3 separate regions of the Homo sapiens genome follow, and all the other regions are linked to region 3. A link is an interaction called in ENCODE POLR2A ChIA-PET data of the cell type or tissue named here. Cell type or tissue: OCI-LY7. All regions are shown on one strand. Links, peaks and the distances in the headings refer to the core of each region. The heading gives the core; the rest is flanking DNA. Region 1 overlaps STPG4 (sperm-tail PG-rich repeat containing 4). Region 2 overlaps EPCAM (epithelial cell adhesion molecule). Region 3 overlaps EPCAM-DT (EPCAM divergent transcript).

What was found. Peaks named below come from ENCODE experiments on the same cell type or tissue, not always from the same donor. Only the 100,000 strongest peaks of a DNase experiment are listed, where the experiment ranks them.
Region 1: POLR2A ChIA-PET joins it to region 3 with 10 read pairs; 5 of 35 experiments call an interaction of 5 or more read pairs at or near these places.
Region 2: POLR2A ChIA-PET joins it to region 3 with 10 read pairs; 3 of 35 experiments call an interaction of 5 or more read pairs at or near these places.

What each region holds. Positions count from the first base shown.
Region 1 is chr2:47,081,372-47,088,996 of GRCh38, forward strand. STPG4 (sperm-tail PG-rich repeat containing 4) reads right to left here. Exons shown (of 7, transcript NM_001163561.2): 7 at 5,620-5,759. The coding sequence ends at 5,637. Among named protein-coding and RNA genes, the nearest start is that of STPG4, 70 kb to the right of the region's middle. RefSeq lists enhancers at 1-146, 7,550-7,625. In OCI-LY7, for the core only: no CTCF peak of the experiment used is centred there; no DNase peak of the experiment used is centred there.
Region 2 is chr2:47,384,821-47,392,445 of GRCh38, forward strand. It overlaps EPCAM (epithelial cell adhesion molecule), which reads left to right. Exons shown (of 9, transcript NM_002354.3): 8 at 346-390; 9 at 1,752-2,200. The coding sequence ends at 1,793. Among named protein-coding and RNA genes, the nearest start is that of MIR559, 11 kb to the left of the region's middle. In OCI-LY7, for the core only: a CTCF peak has its summit at 3,651 (motif pointing left); a DNase peak (open chromatin) is centred at 3,641.
Region 3 is chr2:47,296,483-47,304,107 of GRCh38, forward strand. All of the region lies in intron 3 of EPCAM-DT (EPCAM divergent transcript), which reads right to left. Among named protein-coding and RNA genes, the nearest start is that of BCYRN1, 35 kb to the right of the region's middle. In OCI-LY7, for the core only: no CTCF peak of the experiment used is centred there; a DNase peak (open chromatin) is centred at 4,359.

The sequences.
Region 1 (7,625 bases), core at 1,223-6,222, 220 kb before region 3:
TAAAGTTCTACATATGTTTAATCCTATTCTATAAATTACTTTATAAATATGCATCTTTACATTAGGATCTTCTGGGACACACGGGCCATTGAACACAATTTTCAGAACTTTCATATTCATGTCTATGAAGATATTTCAGATAAAGCACTTTAAAAAGTCTTGAATAATGTGGCCACCAGAGATTTTATCTGGAGCCATAAGTACCATTTATAAAACAGGAGAGTTCTTCCCATCGCTGACCCCATTCTCCATAATGCAACTTTTAACTAGATTGCTTTTTAAGTGATCTACAAAGAGCGTGTTGTAACATCTAACATGAGCAACCATAAAATCAAACCTCTGGGGATGATTTATAAATCAGTTCTAAATTTCTTTACTACTTTTTTTTTTTTAATTATTTCATCAGATGATTTCCATCAGCATCCAACACCAGCAATGACTGAGGTTATTCAGGCCAAGAGATCTTCCCTAAATAGTATTTTGTGACTCAAAATAATCCAAAGAGCCTCCCCACACTTCAAGGTGACTTTCTACAAGGCTTCTATTTCCTGATAGATCATTGTGAGGGATCCAGAGAAAGGTTAGAAAGAGAAAGGTTAGAAAGGTAGTGTGGTAGGCTGAAATGTCCCCCCAAAAGTGTCCATGTTCTAACCCCCAGAACCTGTGAATATGTTACCTTACAGGGTAAAAGGGATTTGAAAATGTGATTGAATTACGAATCTTGAGATGAGGCCAGGCGAGGTGGCTCACGCCTGTAATCCCAGCACTTTGGAAGGCCAAGGCGGGTGGATCACTTGAGGTCAGGAGTTTGAGACCAGCCTGGCCAACATGGTGAAAACCCATCTCTAGTAAAAATACAAAAAATCAGCCAGGCGTGGTGGTGCCCACCTGTAATCCCAGCTACTTGGGAGGCTGAGGCAGGAGAATCACTTGAACCTGGGAGGTAGAGGTCTCAGTGAGCTGAAATCGCGCCACTGCACTCCAGCCTGGGTGACAAGAGTGAGACTCCATCTCAAAAATAAATAAATAAATAAATAAATAAATAAGAATCTTGAGATGAGGAGGTTATCCTGGATTATCCAGTGGGCCCAATATAACTACAACAGTCCTTATATAAGGCAGGCAGGAGGGTCAGAGTCAACAGGGGGAGATGTGATGACGGAAATGAGAGTGGAGCGATCGGAGGAAGGGCTGCAAGGAAAGAAATGCAAGTGGTCTCGAGAAGCAGAAGACAAGGAAGCCAACTCTCAGAGCTTCCAGAAGGAACCAGCCCTGTCAAAATCCTCACTTTGGCCAAATAAGAATGATTTTGGATTTCTGACCTCTAGACCTGTAAGGTAATAAAATTGTGTTGTTTTGAGCAACAAAGTCTGTGGTCATTTGTTACAGCAGCCACAAGAAATTCACACAGAGGGTTGAGTGAATGAGCTACCCCAGCACAGATGGGCACAAGGGCTCAGGGAGGCCTTTGTCAACCTGCGCTTTGGGGTATTCTGCAAGTCCAGCTCCCATGCCCAGCCCAGGAGGGGCTGAGGATTAGAAGCCTGAATAGGCGTGATCCTGCCTGGTATATTTCCAAGTGTCCACTCTGACGCTGTTCAATCGGGAAAGCTCCAGCAACTTCCCTCCTCCTTGATGGCGCTCAGTGACCATGCAGGGCCTTGGAGCCCTGGAACTTCAGAGCAGGGAAGAGGGGGGCAGCGGCCAGCCTTCATCAAGCCCTGCACTCCACCTGTGACCAGCACAGCTCCCAGCACATTGCCTTGCTGTCCCCCACGGCCTCCTCCCAGGCTGCTAGGCTGCAACGGGGTGAGGTGAATAGAATGCTTGTCAGTACCTGCCTCTGCCCCCACTCAGCCCACTCTGGTGACCAAAGACGCAGTGTCATAGCCTGAGTTAACTTCCTGCAGTCACCCTGTCTGCCTACAGTTTTCAGGAACTAAAGCACACTCCCACCAAAGCAGTCACGGTGCTAGCTTGCTCCCATGCTAGTTAGACCCCTTGGAGCCCCTACAACTGTCTAGAAGGATGGCACCTTTTTCTGGGCTCAAATATGGGCAAGGCTGTTGTTAACAAGACAATTGAGGGGTATGTACTGGGAGGCCTTCCCCTACAAGTCCATCCCCAGGAGCCCCTTCTCTTGCCACTCCGTCCTCCCTCCTCCCATCACCCATCTCCTGCTCCTTCCTTCCTCATGCCCCCACCACCTCCCAGCCTCCCATGGTTCCAGCCTTGGCCCCTCCTGCTCTCCAGAGTTGCCTTTTCTCTGAGGAGGCTGCAAATAAGCCCAGCCAGGGTCTGGGGCTTGGGCACTGGCCCCCAAAGCCCACCCAGCCCTGCTAAGAGGAGGGTGGGACGGGCAGGCCATGAGGCCCTGAATCCAGAGCCCAACCCCTTCCCTTTGAGCCTGGCAGGTTCTATGCGCCTGCAGCCCTGCCCTTGGCCAAAACCAAGGGGTCTGTAGGGACCCCAGCCAAGAATCAGACCAGCAAAAGCACATGGGTTCAGGCCCTTGCTTGTCCTTCTACCCAGAACAACTGTCACCTGGTCATGGTCAGGCACTAGCTTTCCCCAGAAAATCATGTAGGAGTGCAGTTGGCCGGCACCCCAGGGATCAGGAAGCTGAGATCAGCGAGAAGGAGGAGGGTCAGGGGCAAGGAACCCTATCTGGGCAAAAGCCCAGAGCAGGAAGAAGCATCTGCTGGGGGAAACGGAAGCAGCCCAGATGGCCCTGCAGAATCTTCTCCATGGGTTCCACCTCCAGGGGAAGTCTCTGCAGGCCCCCACCCTCTTCCTGCAAGCTGGTATAAACGCTTTCCCCTTATGATTCCGACAGGGTCCTCATTCTCTCCTGGGATGCCAGGGAGCTGCCCTCCACCCCAGTTACACGCACCTCACACGGGCCCCCGCAGCCGTGCCTGCAGCAAAGGTCTGGGCCCTTCTGACCACAGCTCGTGGCCCAGGCGCAGACCCCTGACCCAAGCTGGCCAACTGGATTCTCTCTCCTAGGAATTGGAGACTTGAACCAAGGAGGTGCCGGCTCTATTCTTTTAGAATGTTGACTCAGAAAGTGATATGAGGAGAAGCTGAGGTCGCCGCATTTGATCCTCTACATATAAAGAGGCAGTGAAAGTCAGCCTCCAGAGGGAGAAAAAAGCAGGCCTGAGAGAGGCGGAGGGGAGACCCTGAGGCCTGAGAGAGAGGAGGAAGGTAGACCAAGAGGCCTGAGAGAGGCGGAGGGCAGACCATGAGGCCTGAGAGAGGCGGAGGGCAGACCATGAGGCCTGAGAGAGGCAGAGGGGAGACCATGAGGCCTGAGAGAGGCGGAGGGCAGACCATGAGGCCTGAGAGAGGCAGAGGGGAGACCATGAGGCCTGAGAGGGTGAGAGAGTGAGAGCAAGAACACATACACACACACACACACACACACACACACACAGAGAGAGAGAGACAGAGAGAGAGAGAGACCTGAGAGAGGCAGAGGGGAGACCATGAGGCCTGAGAGACAGGAGGGAGACCATGAGGCCTGAGAGAGGCAGAGGGGAGACCATGAGGCCTGAGAGAGGCAGAGGGGAGACCATGAGGCCTGAGAGAGAGGAGGGAGACCATGAGGCCTGAGAGAGTGAGAGCAAGACACACACACACACACACACAGACACAGAGTGAGAGAGAGAGAGAGAGAGAGAGAGAGAGAGAGAGATGGTTCTTGCCAGCCCCTGGTTTACACTTTTGTCGATGAGATGCCTCTAAATCCTTACAATCTGACCCCCTTCTTCCCCTTGCTAGTTTGAGGGGTTTCTCTAACCTTTCTATCAATGAGCCTTGGCTAAGATACACGTGGCCATCTCCCGCCTCTATCTCATTCTAGAACAGCATCTCAGTGCCAGGTGCTGCCTGAGATGTTGCTTCCTAGAGAAAACACCCTCCATCAGAATGTCCAGCCATTACTTTCGATCATGCAGGGGACTTTAGCCCACTTGGAGAATAAAATTGGAAACTATCTTCCCTGCAGCCATCTTCTCATCAAAGGGGGACAGGAGACACTATCCTGAGACATCAGTCTGATCTTCCAAGTGTCTGTTTTCTGCTCCAAAGGAATGTAATTGTAGGGCGTTTATTCCACAAATGTGAATACATTCCAGGAGATGATGGCCTTCCCTTTCGCCCCTCAACAACCATTTTACAAGGGCCTGTAAGTCTAGGGCTTTGTTGCAGCCAAAAAGAGACATTCCCTTTGTTTGGAGCCCAATTCACAGGGCAGTTGTGGGAGGAGGGTAATGTGTGTGTGGGAGGAAGAGCGGGATTCTCGGGGGAACCAAAGCGGGGACCTAGAGAAGCCAGCATCATAGCAGTTAATGGGGAGGGGCTGGGCTATTTACTAAAATATAACAAAATGTAAGCATTTTATTAGCTCTTCATTTTATTAGCTTTTTAAAAAGACCCTTTGCAATGATTTATTAACCACTCTGGAATCTCCCTAGCCTTTGCTGAGACACCACTGTCATGCATAGGATCTGCCTAGCTAGAGCCCCTTGGGCAGAAAGCATGTGGTCCCAGCCTTCTGAGGACCCTCATCCCCTCCCACACCCTCACTTGCACCCTCCACTGTCATTGGTCCAGACTGCCTCTGTTCCCCTCCAGCAAATGTTTATTCCTGCCCTGGGCCTTTGCCCAGATAGGCTTCCCCACCCCTGACTCTTTCCTCTGCTGATCACAGCCTCCTGATACCTGGGGTGCCGGCCAATCTACCCTCCTCCGTGCGGGCCACCCCTTACCTCCCAGGCTCAGGCCACACTGCCTTCTCCTTCCTCTGAATGCCTGCGGCCTTCCTTGTCACAATGGCTCCTCTGTGCACCTGGTGCAATGATTTGGCAGCTTCCTGAAACTACAGCTCGTCTTCCTGTTGGAACTGCCATCCACGTGAGGGCAGCCCCTTAGCTTCAAACACAGGGCAACTGGCAGGAGATCCTTGGCACAGCTTGTATGGCCTTCCCCCAGCCGGCACTATCCCACACTCCATTTCCGGCACAACCCTCCCCAAACTCAGTCACGTGCCTCATTCATCTTTGTTTCAAGACTCCACTCTCCAACCCCAGCTCAGCACCTTGCACATAGCAGATACTCAAAATGTTGTTGACTTGAAAACACAAATATTCATCAGGTTGAATCAATATTGTTCTTTTCAGGGGATTCAAAGAGAGAAAGAACCAGTTTTGGGGATGCTGTGACGCTCAGCTTGGCCTCTGATTAATGCTGACCGCCCACGGAAGTCTTCAAGAGGGCCATGAGGCCTTATAACCCTGATGCAGTTGAGTTCCAGCTAGAGAGAACAAGGCCACACAGAGCAGAGACCAGACATCTCAGGGCCTGTCTGAGAGCAGCCCGGGGCACAGTCTGTCCGAATCTGCTCTTTGGTAATAAGCATAGTGAACACATAATTTATTGCTCAGACCAGGACACTTTTGAGAGAGAACTGGTAATTATGCTGGGACTATCCCAGATAAGCAAGCAGGACAGTCACCTCAAGCAATCAATCATGTTTTGTGGCCAGACCCCTCCAAGGAATAGACAAAATACAGTTTTCTAAACATGAGAACGTACTAAACCTCAAAGTAGAGCTTGGTGCCAAGATCACTTTATTTTAAAAGCCAATTGTTGTTGTTGAAGAAAAGGCTATGCTCTTGGCCCATTTTGGCTATGGTCGGAGACTGCTTAGGGAATTGTCTTAAAGTTGTATATGCTCCTGGGCCTGGGGTTTTCTGAAAACAGAGCAGAAAACAGGGACTGATGAGACAGTGAAACCAAAACCCTGAGGCTCCTGTGCCTAGCCACTGGCTTGGATGTGGTGGACAAATTCCCCAAGGATGAAGACCAGGGCCACACCAGCCTGGGCTGAAGCCTGGCAGACCCTCGAATTGGAGCATGTCCTTGGAGCAGAGGCTGCTCCTGTTAGGGGCTCATCATGAGGCTGGAGGGGGGCTAACAGGCCAGGCCAAGCCAGGGGCCACCTAGAACCTGCTGGGAGAGGCGGGGTCACATGCCACCTGCATCTCAAGGCACACCTTCTCCCAAAGGGCACTTGGCCCAGGCAACTCCTATCCCGAGGAATGCCATCATCTTTCCCCCGGTGACCTCAGCCTAGCAAGAAGTGAGTGAAGAGAATTAATTCTGAACCTGATTGGTCTAACTCAAAAGCCCAAATCGCCTCTCAAACTCGGGTTGGGTTTTAGTTATTGACCCAGAGTTATTAAAGTAAGGTGTTTCTCAACCAGGGTCCATGGACCCCAGGGTCAGAAGTGTTCTCAAGGGATCCACGAGTTCTAATTTTTAAAAGTCATGTTTTTGTTTTTATAAAATGCTTGAACAAATATTATTATTTATTTATATATTTTTTTGAGACAGAGTCTCGCCCTGTTGCTAGGCTGGAGTGTAGTGCGCGCTATCTCGGCTCACTGCAATCTCTGCCTCCCGGGTTCAAGCGATTCTCCTGCCTCAGCCTCCCAAGTAGCTGGGATTACAGGTGCCCGCCACCACCACACCCAGCTAAATTTTTTTGTATTTTTAGTAGAGATGGGGTTTCACCATGTTGCCCAGGTTGGTCTTGATCTCCTGATCTCGTGATCCGCCCACCTCCGCCTCCTGAAGTGTTGGGATTACAGGTGTGAGCCACAGCACCCAGCCGGGGTTTTTTGTTTTTGTTTGTTTGTTTGTTTTTGGTTTTTTTTTGAGATACGGTCTCACTCTGTCATCCAGCATGGAGTGCAGTGGCAGGACCTCAGCTCACTGCAACCTCCACCTCCTGGGCTTAAGCGATTCTCATGCCTCAGCCACCTGAGTAGCTGGGATTACAGGGGTGCACCACCACACCTGGCCCTATTTTACCAATTATTTAAACAAAGCTTCTCTTCTGCAGTGATAAAATACAAATAAATGCCATTTTCATAGACTAAGACTTCAATTTCTTAGGTCGGTGTCTTCCCATGCTGGTGGCACATGCACATATTCTTGAAGTCCGAAGGCATTTGAGACACCAGTGTAATGGTTAAGATCAAGGGTTTTAGAGTCCAACAAGCCTGAGTTCCAGTCCTAGTCCCACAACCAACAGCTCAGTGGGAGCCTGGGCATGGGCTTCCCATACCTTACCCATCAAACGGGGCAGAGTACCTGCCTCTAGGGGGCTATGAGGCTCACTGGTGTCTCTCTAAGACAAAGAGGCTTGGACAGGCCAGCAGTTAGCTACCACCACTATTATTTTTTACTATTATCACCTACTTGTCATTTCCACCCTGCCCTGCAGTTTCTTATCTCTTCAGGAAACAGCAAGAGTGGAGCAGAGCAGTCAGTCCAGAGCACATGAGATCAGCTGCCTGCAGAAACCGCTTTAAATGACAGGATGTTTCCCTTGCCAAAAGCAGAGGAGCAGCCTGGAAATCTAATCAAGTCCTAGCCAAACGTCAAAGGAAGCTGAAGCCTTTATTATTGCTATTAATGAGGGTTCAAAGTGCATGTGGAGTCCTGGGAGGCCAGGGCAGAGAAAAGAAGGTTCAGGGGGCCTGCATCTCACAAGGCCACCCCTCGGGAGGCTGCTGGTTGGGGTTCAGCCACCTTGAGAACATCAAGCTCAG
Region 2 (7,625 bases), core at 1,094-6,093, 88 kb after region 3:
CTTAGCCTCCTGAGTAGCTGGGACTACAGGTGCGTGCCATGACACCTGGCTAATTTTTGTATTTGTAGTAGAGATGGGGTTTCACCGTGTTGGCTGGGCTGGTCTGAAACTCCTGACCTCAGATGATCTTCCCGCTTCGGCCTCCCAAAGTGCCGGGATTACAGGCATGAGCCACTCCACTGGTGTGAAATTTTTAATTTAAGAAGCAATAAATGTTTATGGATAGATGTTAAAATTAGTTTTTTTTCAGATCAAAATTATGTCCATTAAAAGCATATATGTCTGTTTAGATAATCTTTTTTTGAATAGCAGTCCTAAAACAATAGTTGTCTTTCTTCCACTCAGGTTATTTCCAGAAAGAAGAGAATGGCAAAGTATGAGAAGGCTGAGGTAAATGGATTACTTACCTAAATAGAAAGGCCCTGTTGAATCTCTTACTCCTAATCACTCTACCTTCCTACACACTGATGCATTTCAGTTATACTGGAGTCCCTTTATACTGTTGTCTTTAGGGTCTTAGGGACAGTCTTAGAATGTACTCTTACCTAAATATTCTTGCGTGAGTTCCATGGCAGATCACCATCTGTTTTCTGCCTCATAGAAGAGTGGAATGGGAAGCCTATGGTTTTTATTCTACAAAGAGTCAACATCTAACAGAATCTTCTGAAGGCATACTCCAGTGGATTCACCTTGGAGAAACTCATTGTGACTGATGATCTGATTTATTATCTCTATGCCAGTGAAATAATCATTTAATATGAACTTAATTTGTCATAATCTATTGTGTACTAACTAGTCTATACTAGTGTGACATCAAAGTGTCAGATTGTTAGTGTGTTTCAGTCCCTTGGAATTGAATATGAACACTTATCCTTGAACCCTATCAATAACATTTTTCACATATCTCAATTTTTGTGTGTCTTTGTAGTTGTATGTGGGCCACTTACTAATATTTTAGCAAGTAATAAAAATAGAAACGTAAAGGAATATTGGAAAAAGTCTAATGGAACCAGAAAGTTCTAGCATTTTTTTCCCATTCTGTAGTAGGTCATCTGGTTTATTTGGTTTGGTGACCGCAAGTCTAGAAGACTAACCCTGAATTGAATGGTAACAGACAGGCAGAATGACAATGTAGTGTTGCAGTGCAGAGCAGTACAGACCTGGGTTTGGCTGGGCAAAATTATATAACTTCTTTAAGCCTCCATGTTTCCTCATCTGTAAAATGAGGATAATAGATAGTATGGACCTGTTGCAAGGATTAAACATAATCAGTGTAAAGTGTTGGTCCCATGCTTGCCACATAAGAAAATATTTGTCAACAGAGTGGTAGTTGTCATTATCATTGTCTCAGTTTGCCTGTAACTAGTTGTGTGATCTGAGACAAACACTAATTTTGAACTTGAGTTTCCCCACATGTAAAATGAAAGATTGATAATAGAAAGTAAATCAATTTTTTCTAGCATTAAAAATAGTATGCATTTAATAAAAATCTTATTCTTAATGATCTAGCTTACCTCCAACTTGCCCTAGTCACTTTGGCGATCTTGTCTCTAAATAGAACCTTGAAAACACTTAAATGTGTGTTTCCTTGCAATATAACTTTTTCTTTTTTTATTTAAATAAGTCTTATAAATGTGGGAAAAAATTATCTTGTGTTCCTTTAATTTCATTTTTATTTAATACTATTTTCAGAATGAACAAAAGATTGAAAAATTATTTAGAATTTTTTTCTGTGCTTTTTCCTGTTTCAGATAAAGGAGATGGGTGAGATGCATAGGGAACTCAATGCATAACTATATAATTTGAAGATTATAGAAGAAGGGAAATAGCAAATGGACACAAATTACAAATGTGTGTGCGTGGGACGAAGACATCTTTGAAGGTCATGAGTTTGTTAGTTTAACATCATATATTTGTAATAGTGAAACCTGTACTCAAAATATAAGCAGCTTGAAACTGGCTTTACCAATCTTGAAATTTGACCACAAGTGTCTTATATATGCAGATCTAATGTAAAATCCAGAACTTGGACTCCATCGTTAAAATTATTTATGTGTAACATTCAAATGTGTGCATTAAATATGCTTCCACAGTAAAATCTGAAAAACTGATTTGTGATTGAAAGCTGCCTTTCTATTTACTTGAGTCTTGTACATACATACTTTTTTATGAGCTATGAAATAAAACATTTTAAACTGAATTTCTTAACTTTGACATTTCAAATTTCTTCTTCTTTTTCTTTTCTTTTTTTTTTTTTTTTGAGATGGAGTCCCACTCTGTTGCCAGGCTGGAGTGCAGTGGCACAATCTCGGCTCACTGCAACTTCTGCCTCCTAGGTTCAAGCGATTCTTCTGCCTCAGCCTCCCGAGTAGCTGACTACAGGCGCCCACCACCATTCCTGGCTAATTTTTGTATTTTTAGTAGAGACAAAGTTTCACCATATTGGCCACGCTAGTCTCGAACTCCTGACCTCACGATCCACCCACCTCTACCTCCCATAGTGCTGGGGTTACAGGCGTGAGCCACCGCGCCCGGCCTCTTTTTTTCTTTTTGTTTTGTTTTTTCTTTTTTTTTTTGAGACAGGATCTTGCTCTGTGGCCTAGGCTGGAGTGTAGTGGTGCGATCTCAGCTCACTGCAGGATTCAAGCGATTCTCCTGCCTCAGCCTACCAAGTAGCTAGGATTACAGGCTCCCACTACCATGCCCGGCTAATTTTTGTATTTTTAGTAGAGAAAAGGTTTCTTTTTCTTTTTTCTTTTCTTTTTTTCTTTTTTTTTTTTTGGGGGGGTGAGACAGAGCCTAACTCTGTTGCCCAGGCTGGAGTGCAGTGGCACAATCTCAGCTCACTGCAACTTCTGCCTCCTGGGTTCAAGCAATTCTCCTGCCTCAGCTTCCCAAGTAGCTGGGACTACAGATGTGCACCACCATGCCCGGATTATTTTTGTATTTGTAGTAGAGACAGAGTTTCGCCATGTTGGCCAGGCTGATCTCGAACTCCTGACCTCAAGTGATCCACCCACCTTGGTCTCCCAAAGTGCTGGGATTACATGTGTGAGCCACCATGCCTGGTCCTATTTACTCTTTGTTAAGTGGAAGTGGATCATCATAAAGGTCTTGATCCTCATAGTTTTCACTTTGAGTAGGCTGAGGAAGAGGAAGGGTTGGTCTTGCTGTCTCTGGGTCGCAGAGGCAGAAGAGGTGGAGGAGGTAGAAGGGAGGCAGGTGCACACTGGGTGTAACTTTTATTGAAAAAAAATGTGTTCAAATATACCCGCACAATTCAAACCCATGTTCAGGGTCAATTGTAGTTGTGACAGACCCAATGACCCACAGAGTCTAAAATGTTTATTGGAAATGTTTGCTGACCCCTGCTCTAGGATGCTGGGGGAAAGCTATTCCTAGGTAGGTGTCTCAGCAGACATGGAAAGCAGCCTATAATATTGCCCCAGCAGGTGGGGTATGGAACAGATGCTCAGGGAGGCTGCTGGCTGCTGTCCACTGCAGGCCCAGAAGCGTCCTGGAGAAGCCACCCCATGCTGCAAGAGCCAGATCATGGAGCAGCCCTGGATGCTGCAGGAGCCTGTCAAGCCAGGACACCAGAGCTAGGAAACAAAACCTTCCTTTTCAGTGCCTCTCTAGCACCCTCTGCTGACAGAGCTTCAGATCCATTTTCACAGAGAGGTGCAAAGGGTGAATTTGTTTTTTAGGTTTGTGTGTGTGGTTTTGTTTTTTTTTTTTTGAGACGGAGTTTTCACTCTTGTCTCCCAGGCTGGAGTGCAATGGCATGATCTCAGCTCACTGCAACCTCCACCTCCCAGGTTCAAGTGATTCTCCTGCCTCAGCCTCCCAAGTAGCTGAGATTATAGGCACCCACCACTATACTTGGCTAAAATTTTTTTTTGTATTTTTAGTAGAGACGGGGTTTCACCTTGTTGGCCCAGGCTGGTCTTGAACTCCTGACTTCAGGTGATTCACCTGGCCTGAATTTGAACTAAGAGGCAATAAGTTAATAACTGGCACACTCTTCAACCCATTGCCTTCTAGACGCTGTCCTGTCTCTTCTGAAGCTACTTTCGCTAAGGTCAACACTGACCTGCTAATTGCTAGTGATCCTCTTCCCCCGGTGTTGAATCATTTGCTTTCTCTGCAGCCTGTCACCAGGATGACTTCCCCATTCTCTACCCCACTGTGTTTTCTTTTTTTTCCTTTGGCTTCACTGGTATGAATCTCTCCTGATTTTTTCCCTCTTCTACTGATTGTGTAATACTGATGTTCCCAGGATTTGTCCTTAGTTCTATTTTTCCTCCCTTTTTCTTCCTGGAGGATTTCATCCACTTTCTTGCCTTTATTACCTTCTGTGAGGCTCAATGAGAACAGAAGCACCATCTCCATTTCTGTTCTTTTTTCCTGAGATCTATAGTAAAGTATGTATATTTCACATAACTAGTTTTTAATGATTTGATCATCTTCATCCACAAACATATTTTATGGCTTGTATTCTCAGAATCAATTGATGGCATTGCCATGAACCAAGTCCCAAATTCCTTCTCTTTTACTTCCTCCATTGTTTTAGTCACCAGAGCCTGTGATCCTCCCCGAGAAACAAATGCTCCTCTAATCTGCCTTCTCTTACACACTTTCCCTGGTCTCTTTATAAACAATCTACTCCCTCTCCAGCCCAAACCTCATATTGCTCCCAGGATTATTTGCCTAAAGTTGATCACAGCACTTTTTTACAACATAAGATGTACCCCTTTCCCCTGCCAGAGGGGCATATATAAAGCCTTTCAGTGTGGCCCTGTAGTGTGAACCTTTTCTCCTTTTGTCTGTCTGGCATCCCATTTCCTCTGCAATTTGGGAAGAATTGTCTGCATGTTTTGTAAGAGCCAGGTCTCTACCTCCCTCTTTAGAAGTTTAAGGGCAGAGATCCTCTCATGGCTCTCAGCATCCAGGGCACAGGCACCCCCACATAGTACTTGGAATCTTGTGATGGAAAGAAGTAAGAACAGTTGAGAAAACACCCATGGGCAGTGGTGGCATGTGACCAATGGCAGTTATAGGCATGTTGCAGTGGTGGCATCCCAGCCCTTGGTCATCTCTGCCCTACATGACCCTGTGGCCATCCAGCTGTGGTTGCTCTGCTTGGCCTCCCTTGGCTGCTGATTCCTCTCCCCTCCCATTGCCAATACCCTGCTCCAGAGCTTTATCACATGCCTGGATTAATTTAATTTCCGACTTTCCCAATACCAAATTCTCCCCACTCTCAATCCTTTCCCAACGTCATTCCCAGAATAACTAAAATCTAGTCACAGTCTACCTTATTTCTCACTGTACCTCCAATACATCAAATTTTCCTGCATTTAAGATTTCCCTTCCCATTCCTCCAATGTTCCTTCTTTCCTTGCTTCCTTCCTTCCTTCCTTCCTTCCTCCCTCCCTCCCTCCCTCCCTCCCTATCTTCCTTTCTTCCCTTCTTTTTTTCTTTTTTTCCCTGGACAGGTCTTGGTCTCTTGCCCAGTCTGGAGTGCAGTGGCACAAACACAGCTCACTGCAACCTCTACCTTCAGGGCTGAAGTGATCCTCCCGCCTCAGCCTTCTGAGTATATGTAGGATCACAGGTGTGCACCACCACGCCTGGCTAATTTTTTAAATTTTTTTTTTTTTTTTTTTGAGTCAGAGTCTTGCTCTGTAGCCCAGGCTGGAGTGCAGTGGTGCAATCTTGGCTCGCTGCAACCTCTGCCTTCTGGGTTCAAGCGATTCTTGAGCCTCAGCCTCCTGAGTAGCTGGGATTACAGGCGCCCTCCACCACACCCAGCTAATTTGTTGTATTTTTAGTAGAGATAGGGTTTCACCATGTTGGCCAGGCTGAAATAATTTTATAATTTTTTTGTAGAGACAGGGTCTCACTGTGTTGCCCAGGAGTCTCGAACTCCTGGACACAAACCATCCTCCTACCTTGGAGGATGCAATACTGAAGTGTTAGGATTACAGGCGTGAGCCACTGTGCCTGGCCCCTCTGTCCTTTTATACCTTGACTTGGGTTCTATCCTGCCTTTGCTTATGTTCTTTCTTAGGCTTGGGAAACCCTCTGCTTAGTCAAGGCCTAGCAGAAGATCTTCTTTTACAAATCCTTTCACCACTTTAACCTCATCTTTTTCTACTATCAACACTCACAGCACTTTTGGTAGATACACTTTCCCAATTCTTTCCTATCATCCTAAGACATGTTCCCCCTCCCTCATTAAAAATTCCCACTGAAGGCTGGGTGCTATGGCTCACGCCTGTAGTCCCAGCACTTTGGAGGCCGAGGCCAGCGGATCACCTGAGGTCAGGAGTTTGAGACCAGCCTGACCAACATGGAGAAACCCCGTCTCTACTAAAAATACAAAAAATTAGCTGGGCATGGTGGTGCATGCCTGTAATCCCAGCTACTCAGGAGGCAGAGGCAGGAGAATTGCTTGAACCTGGGAGGTGGAAGTTGCGATGAGCCAAGATCACGCCATCACACTCCAGCCTGGGCGACAGAGCAAGACTCCGTCTCAAAGAAAAAAAATTCCCACTGAAGGCGGGGTGTGGCAGCTCAAGTCTGTAATCCTAGCACTTTGGGAGGCTGAGGTGAGAGGACTGCTTGAGGCCAGGAGTTCTAGACCACCTGAGCAACATGACAAGATGCACCATCTCTAAAAAAATAAAAATAAAAATTCCCACTGATCTTAGCCCTCTAACAAGCTACCATTGCCATCTCTTTTTCCTTCTTATCAAACTTTATTTTTTATTTATTTTTGAAATGGGGTCTCAGCCTGTCGCCCAGGCTGGAGTGCAGTGGCGCAATCTTGGCTTATGGCAACCTCCTGAGATGGGATAATTCCCTTGACCTTGACCCCCTTCGTGGGCAGGAACTGGAGTGGCTCCTTTCAGCCCACTGCTGGCCACTTTTTGGAAGAGGAAATGTGTGAGCAAGCAGTGTGGGAACCAGAGTGAGCGAATGCTGGAACTGGTTGGTCGGTCCTCTCTGGCAGGAGCAGGCTCTGTACAGCCCTGGCAGCAGCATCCAAGCCCCTGCCCTCTTGGCACCCGGGTTCTTGTCTGGCATCCAGGAAGAATCAGGACAAATGAATGGATTGAAGGGGTAGTGTATGTGGAGGATTTTACTGGGTGATGGAAATGGCCCTCAGTGGGATGGCAGCTAGAATGGGGATGGTGCAGGAGGTACCCTCCGAAGTTAGCTGCGTCTGCAGTCTCTGACACTCAGTAGCTTCTCTGCTCGCTGCCCAGGCGCTTATGTTGCTCTGCCAGCTGAAGTCATTATGGGCACAGGATAGGGGCATGGCAGGCCAAAAAGGTAACATTGGGCAGAAAAATGGGGTCAGCTGTTTTCACTTAGGGCCATGGTTCCAGGCCTTAGGGGTGGGGTTTGGCCAGTAGCCCAGCCATTCTGTATCACTCTGCGTCCCAGGCTTAAGCCACCCTCCTAACTCAGCCTCCCAAGTAACTGGGACTACAGGAACCCACCACCAAGTCTGGCCATTTTTTTTGTATTTTAGTAGAGATGGGGTTTTGCCATGTTGGCCAGGCTGGTCTTGAACTTCTGACCTCAGATGATCCACCCACCTCGGCCTCCCAAAG
Region 3 (7,625 bases), core at 1,621-6,620:
AATCCCAGCCCTTTGAGAGGCTGAGGCAAGAGAATCTCTTGAGCCTAGGAGTTCGAGACCAGCCTGGGAAACATAGCAAGGTCTCACATAATAAATAAAAGTAAAAATAACCCAGGGCATGATGGCTCACACCTATAATCCTGACACTTTGGGAGGCTAAGGCAGGTGGATCATGTGAAGCCAGGAGTTCAAGACCAACCTGGTCTGGGCAACATGGTGAAACCCTATCTCTACGAAAAATACAAAAATTAGCCAAGTGTGGTGGTGCACACCTGTAATCTCAGCTACTCAGGAGGCTGAGGCAGGAGAATCGCTTGAACCTGGGAGGTGGAGGTTGCAGTGAGCCGAGATTGTGCCACCGCACTCCAGCCTGGGCGAGAGAGCAAGACTCTGTCTCAAAAAAAAAAAAAAAAAAAAAGTAAAAATAATAAAATTAGCTTCGTGTAATGACACATGCCTGTAGTCCCAGCTGCTCAGGAAGCTGAGTCCAAGTTTGAGGCTGCAGTGAGCCATGATGAAGCCACTATACTTTAGCCTGGGAGATGGCGAAAGGCCTTGTCTCTGGGGGAAAAAAAAAGAGCGTTCATAGGCTTTGAGTTAAAAATTCCATTTCTAAAAGCTTATTCTACTGTTGGGGCTCACAAAGTGATACCCCAAAGTATGGTGGTGTGGTATGCTGAATACTTTGAACTGAAGGGCATTGAAAGGGCCTCAGAAGCAAAGCTTCTTTCTGACTGTGAAAGTTGCAGATACCAGGATGAAATCACTTTTGTCAGACTCAGACAAAATAAGGCCAGGAAGGCATGAAGAAGTGGGGGCTTACGCTTCCATGTCTGAGATAAGAACTATTTCCAAGGACTTTCTGAAAACCCCACAAGAAATCTTTTCATGTCCTTCGCACATCTCTTGCTTTGCACAGCTTGTACTTTTCACGTGGATTCATATATTTCTATGACAAGGTTTATCACTAGACATTCATTAGGGCACAGTAATTCAGAAAAGGTGCTCTCAAAACTTTGATTAAATAAATGTGTTATGTTTTCTCTTTTTCACACGTCTTTTGTTATTGAAGGTCTGATTATGACCTTTACGATGGGACAGAAATGGTATCACGCCTTTTCACTCCTACAGTTCAGAGGTGTTTGAAGATGCATGTTCCCCAAATTCATGCCCAAAAATATTTACCTTGGCCCCTTGATCACAAGGAACTGGAATAGCTAAAGGATTCACTACAGATGTATAGTAGGAGTCAAATAAACCTCGGCTTTATCTTTACTCCACTCTACCAACTGTGTACCCTGAACGCCTACCTTTTATTTCCAGGTTTGCAAAATTAGGACTAACAATGCCCAAGGCTGGATTGCACAATAGACAGACATGTTTAGGCACCAGTAAAGCCAGGGCACCAGAAAATGGCTTTTGAAAAAGTTTGAAGTTTGATAGAAAAAAAAACCAAAACACCAAAATAGTCATAATTGTCAGAGGCGTTTGAACCAGAGTGACTCCATCTTAAGTAGGGGCTGGGTAAAATAAGGGTAAGACCTTTTCGGCTGCATTCCCAGTAAGTTAGGCAATCCTAGCTGATAAAACAGGTTGTGGTAAAGAAGTCGGCCACATCCCACCAAAACCAAGATGGCGACAAAAGTGACCTTTCCTCATTATACACTCACTGCTCATTATACACTAATTATAATGCATTAGCATGCTAAAAGACACTGCCACCAGCACCACGACAGTTTACAAATGCCATGGCAACATCAGGGAGTTACTATATATGGTCTAAAAGCAGGAGGAGCCCTCAGTTCCAGGAATTGCCCACCTCTTTCTTGGAAAATTCATGAATACTCCACACTTTGTTTAGCATGTGATCAAGAAATAACCATAAAAATAGCCAACCAGCAGCCCTTGGGACTGCTCTGCCTATGCAACAGTCATTCTTTCGTTTCTTTATTTCTCTAAGAACCTTGCTTTCACTTTATGGATTTGCCTTGAATTCTTTCTTGCACAAAATCCAAGAATCCTCTCTTGGGGTCTGGCTCGGGACCCCTTTCCAGTAACACCTTGAGAAACTTACATTTTCTTATATTTATTTTATGTATTTTGTGTTTTTAGTTTATGAATAAGAGGTTGACCTTGTGGGGAAGAAAATTTTTTCCTCTGCTCTTAGGTTTTGTAATTGGGGGTCTAAAATTAAACTGACAAAAAACAGATTCACAAGAGAAAAGATGAATTTTAATCATGTACAGGCATTTACAAAGAAATGCAACTCAAAGAGGTGGATAGACTTTAGGGCTTTATACCACCTAATAGGTGACGCAGAGTGGGAAAAGAGTACTTACCAGGAAAATAAATGACTTCTTAGACGAGGGAAGGAAAAAGAGCACTTCTGGAAAAACAAATGACTTTCAGGAAAGATAAATGGGCCCTTAGGAGAACAGATGGGAGATATGACAGTTTTCTGATAATGTCTCTTTGGGTGTGCTGGCCAAATTCTCTCTCAAGATTAGAGTTGTTCCCAGGGAGGGGATTTATGATAACTGAGTTCTTTTGAGTTCTTTTGGGAGCCTCTGCTTTTAGGAAGATAAGGGACTTCAGGACCCCAAATGCTTTCAGCTCACAAAAATTTTTATGGCACAATGGCTTATTCTGGATCCCTTCAATTGTCTCGAATCTCAGGGCCTCCAAAGTTCTTGATAATGATGAGTGCTCTAGCTGGGTGCGGTGGCTCACGCCTGTAGTCCCAGCACTTTGGGACGCCAAGGTGAGTGGATCATGAGGTCAGGAGATGGAGACCATCCTGGCTAATGTGGTGAAACCCCATCTCTACTAAAAATACCAAAAATTAGCCGGACGTGGTGGCACGCACCTGTAGTCCCAGCTTCTCAGGAGGCTGAGGCAGGAGAATCACTTTGAACCCAGGAGGTGGAGGTTGCAGTGAGCTGAGATCGCGCCATTGCACTATAGCCTGGGCGACAGAGCAAGACTTCATCTCAAAAAAAAAAAAAAATTAGCCAGGTGTGGTGGCGCACACCTGTAATCCCAGCTACTCAGGAGGCTGAGGCAGGAGAATTGCTTGAACCCGGGAGCCGGAGGTTGCAGTGAGCCGAGATCTCACCACTGAACTTCAGCCTGGGCGACAGAGCAAGATTCTCTCTCAGGACAAAAAAAAAAAAAAAAAAAAAAAAAAGATTGCTGTAGATGTTGAAGTGTAAATCCTATGACTAATGGATTGAGCACAGATATGCAAAGTCATTGCAAGAGCCTCAGCTGGCCAGCAGGACTTGACTGCAACCTGATTTAAAGTATTAACATACCTAGGGCCGGGCTCAGTGGTTTGGTGGCTCATGCCTGTAATCCCAACACTTTCGGAGGCTGACGTGGGCAGATTACTTGAGGCCAGGAGTTCCAGATCAGCCTGGCCAACATGGCAAAACCCCGTCTCTACTAAAAATATAAAAATCTGCCGGACATAGTGGTGCACATCTGTAATCCCAGCTATTTGGGAAGGCTGAGGCACAAGAATCGTTTGAACCAGGGAGGCAGAGGTTGCGGTGAGCCAAGATCACACCACTGCACTCCAGCCTGGGTGACAGAGCAATACCCTGTCTCAAAAAAAAAATTTTTTTAAATAAGGTATTAACATATCTAAAGAAAGAATGTGTCACTTGGAAGAACTGCTGAGATTTCCCCTCCCAAATAATTACTGTGCTCCCCTATTGCTTGTCTATAAAGCAGACTTCCCATGGATGTTTATAAGTTTGAATTGGAATGAAATTGAGCAATATCACCACTTATTGAACACCAGATGTCAGACATTGTGCTAAAGGTCTTTAGTACATTATCTTGAGTCTCGCAATAGCCTGAAGTCAGTATTATTAACCCATATAACAAATTTTAGAGGGACAGTGTGTTTCCCAAGTGATAACCCAGGCTATCTGGTGGTAGAGCTAAGATCAGCCCTTGGAACCCAAGTTCCTATCCTTTATCTTGCCATATTCCAGTCTCTGTTCCAGGTATCCTTCACCCAGAACTTGAGTGGTTTGCCTGGGTTCCCTTGATCCTTCACCCAGAACTTGAGTGGTTTGCATGGGTTCCCTTGCTGAGACTTTTGCTCACTGTGACAATGAACCAGAGAAGTAGGAAATAAGCCCCCGCTCACCTGCCTCCCTTTTGGGTGACCCACAAGAACATAAATCTTGCAGGGTCTTTAGCATCCAAGATGCCTAAAAGCTAGGTGGTGTCAAACCTGTCATCCAAAAGACCACCAGGATGGCTAAATAGTGGAAAGGAGAGCTTTATTGGTGATACTGGTTTGCAACCCAGAAAGAGGAAGTCTCCAGTGTGGACAGAAGGTCCTGTCTCTTTGAAGTGAGGAAGGAAGCTTGGGTTTCTTGCTTCACAGGGCGTGTATCACACAACAGAGTCATACATATTCATCAGGTTTTGGGGAAAAGCTATACATAATTATGAAGGGAGCCTAGCGCATGGATGATGGATAAGCATATAGGTAACATATATTCCATGTTCACTTTGGGCAGGGTTTTGGCATAAAAATCAGATGGAATTTGGTGCTTTATGTGAAAAGGTGAACTAAAGCACACAAAGACAGTTTGTGTGCAGCTTCTGTAAGCTGGCTGAAACTGGCTTAAGGCTTAAGGTCTGAAGTAGCTTATTCAGGAAAGAATCTTTGTAAGGCTGGTCTGCTGTGCAGTCAGGGCTGTAGTGGTTTGGATTGTAAATCTGAGTTAGGAGAGGGCTGATATCTCTTATTGTTAGGGAGTTTAGAGCCTCAGGAATTTAGCAATTTGCCATGCTAGCTGGGTCCTGAACCCTCCACCAGTAGATAGACCCGTAGGTAACTTTGTTTCCTTAACCTTAGAACCTGTCTTAGTTGATAAAAGTGTGTCTATTTTGGTCTTCCAGATCGCAAACCCAAGCATTACTGCGGTGAAGCTAGAAAGCCCCTGTCTGAGCTGTTTCTGCAACTGACTGCCTGGGTGGTACAGGGGAAATAGTTAAACCTCCCTGAAGCTAATTTTCTCATTTTAAAATAAGAGCAGGCTGGACACAGTGGCTTATGCTTATAGTCCCAGTACTTTGGGAGGCCAAGGCAGGAGGATCACTTGAGGCCAGGAGTTTAAGACCAGCCTGGGCAACATAACAAGATCTTGACTCTATAGAAAATTCTTCAAATTAAAAATTAAATTAAAATGAGAGCAATAGACTAGATCGCTTCCCAGCACTACCATTCTGGGATTCTGTAGTTCAGTGAAAAAGATCAAAGTCTCCATAGAGGTAGAGGTTGCAAGGAGAGAGGCTGAATCCTCACTAAAGTTTTTCCAGTTCCAGTGATGGAGCTATTTTTAGATTTGATCAGGTTCTCTCATGCATGTTGCATATTGTAGGACGGTTTTCTGGGTCAACCTTTCTCAAGTAAACTGTCACTTAATCTCTGGCCAGGACAGTTGCCCCGATAGAGTAACAGCTTTTCCCACACTAGCACTGGCTATTTTGAGATTGCTTTGCCCCAGGTATGTGACTGGACTTCAAAGAACCGTGATGTAGGGGTCCACACATCCTTGGCTTGAAAGGGGTATCCTGGAGGGCGTAGTTCTAGTCTATCATATGTGGAGTTTCTCCTCTGTCTTCTAAACATGCGTTCATTCAGTAGTTCTTTTCTTGAGTGCCTACTTTGTGTTAGGAACTTAGAATAAAATGGTGAGCAAAAATACGCAGGACCCTTACCATCAAGAAACTTTCAGTCTATCAGGGTAAAAGACATTAATCAAGTAATCATACACATTTTTTATTGCTAGTGTAAGAAGTGCTATAAAGGAAAAGTATAGGATGCCCGAAGAGTCTCTAACTGGGAGGTCAGAGAAGGCTTCCTTGGGGAGCTGCCGTTTGAACTAGTTTGAAGGATAAGGAGTAGTTATATAAATGCCAGGGGAAAGGAAAAGCATTCTTGGCAAGGGAAAGGTTATGGGCAGAGGTCTGGCAGGAGGAATCATGAAACTAAAAGGAACCATGGCCAAGCGCAGTGGCTCACGCCTGTAATCCCAGCTCTTTGGGAGGCTGAGGCAGCTGGATGACGAGGTCAAGGGACTGAGACCATCCTAGCCAACGTGGTGAAACCCCATCTCTACTAAAAATACAAAAATTGGCTGGACGCAGTGGCTCATGCCTGTAATCCTAGCACTTTGGGAGGCCGAGGCAGGAGGATCACCTGAGGTTGGGAGTTTGAGACCACCCTGACCAACATAGAGGAAACCCCATCTCTACTAAAAATACAAAATTAGGCAAGCGTGGTGGCACATGCCTGTAATCCCAGCTACTCCAGAGGCTGAGGCAGGAGAATCGCTTGAATCTGGGAGGTGGAGGTTGCAGTGAGCCGAGATCACACCATTGGACTCCAGCCTGGGCAACAAGTGTGAAACTCCATCTCAAAAAAATAAAAAATAAAAATACAAAAATTAGCTGGGTGTGGTGCCACGTGCCTGTAGTCCCAGCTACTAGGGAGGCTGAGGCAGGAGAATCGCTTGAACCCGGGAGGCAGAGATTGCAGTGAGTTGAGATCCCGCCAGAGCACTCCAGCCTGGAGACAAAGCAAGGCTCCATCTCAAAAAAAAAAAAAAAACAAACAAACAAAAACTAAAAAGAGCCAGAGTAAGAGCACAGAGATCAAGGCAGTGTCAGGAGGAAAAACTTCCTCTATCCTCTTAACGTTTAGTATCAAGGAATCCATGAATTAAACTGGCAAAAGACAGATCAACAGGAAGAAACATTTGTTTGTATGCATACAGGAGCTTACAAAAGAAGTAGCACAATAAATGATTTAAGTTAGAGGCTTAAATTCCTAACTTAGGAGGGAAAAGGGAAGGGAGAGAAAAGGTCTTTATCACAAGACCAAATGAGTTTCTTTAGAAAAGACAAATGGGTTTCTGCAAGAAGAAATGAAAGATAAAAAAAAATTTGTGATAATGCGTGTTCATGCAGATATGAGTGTTCTTTCCATTTTCTTCAGTGGCCATAAAAAGTTCCCCCAGAGTGGGGATTTATGTAGGTTTATTCTTGATCTCCTTCCTGGGAGTAAAAGCTGCCCTGAAGAAGGAATTTATGACAGCCTCATTTCCCAAAAGTTTCTGCTTTTAGTCAGATAAGGGAAGCTCTGAGAAGGCTTCTTTCTACACTGGTTGAGCCTCAAATGTCTTCAGCTTAAAATAATCTTCATGTTAACTGGGAGGTTCTAAGTGGGTCTCCACAGGGGGCTGATGTAAAGTGATGCCAGAGAGGTACTGGCTAGACGATGGACAGCACAGCTCTGTTAGTTTCATGTTTTTCCTGAGAATAATGGGATGAATTAAAGCATTTTAAGCAGGAGTGCTGCAGGATTAGATTTTTATTTGCTGAACTTGGGGTGCATTGATGATAAACAGGCAGCTAGACGTGCCAGTTAGAACTCAAAGATAAGCTCTGAACATCCTTGTGAGTCATCTATGTATAGATGGTCATTATGGACCAGTGAGTGGATGAGATTGCATAAGGCAAAAATGTACAAGAAGATAATGTTCCTTTCCACCCATCTGTAGATTAAAAACAAACAACAACAACAAAAAAGAAAGAAA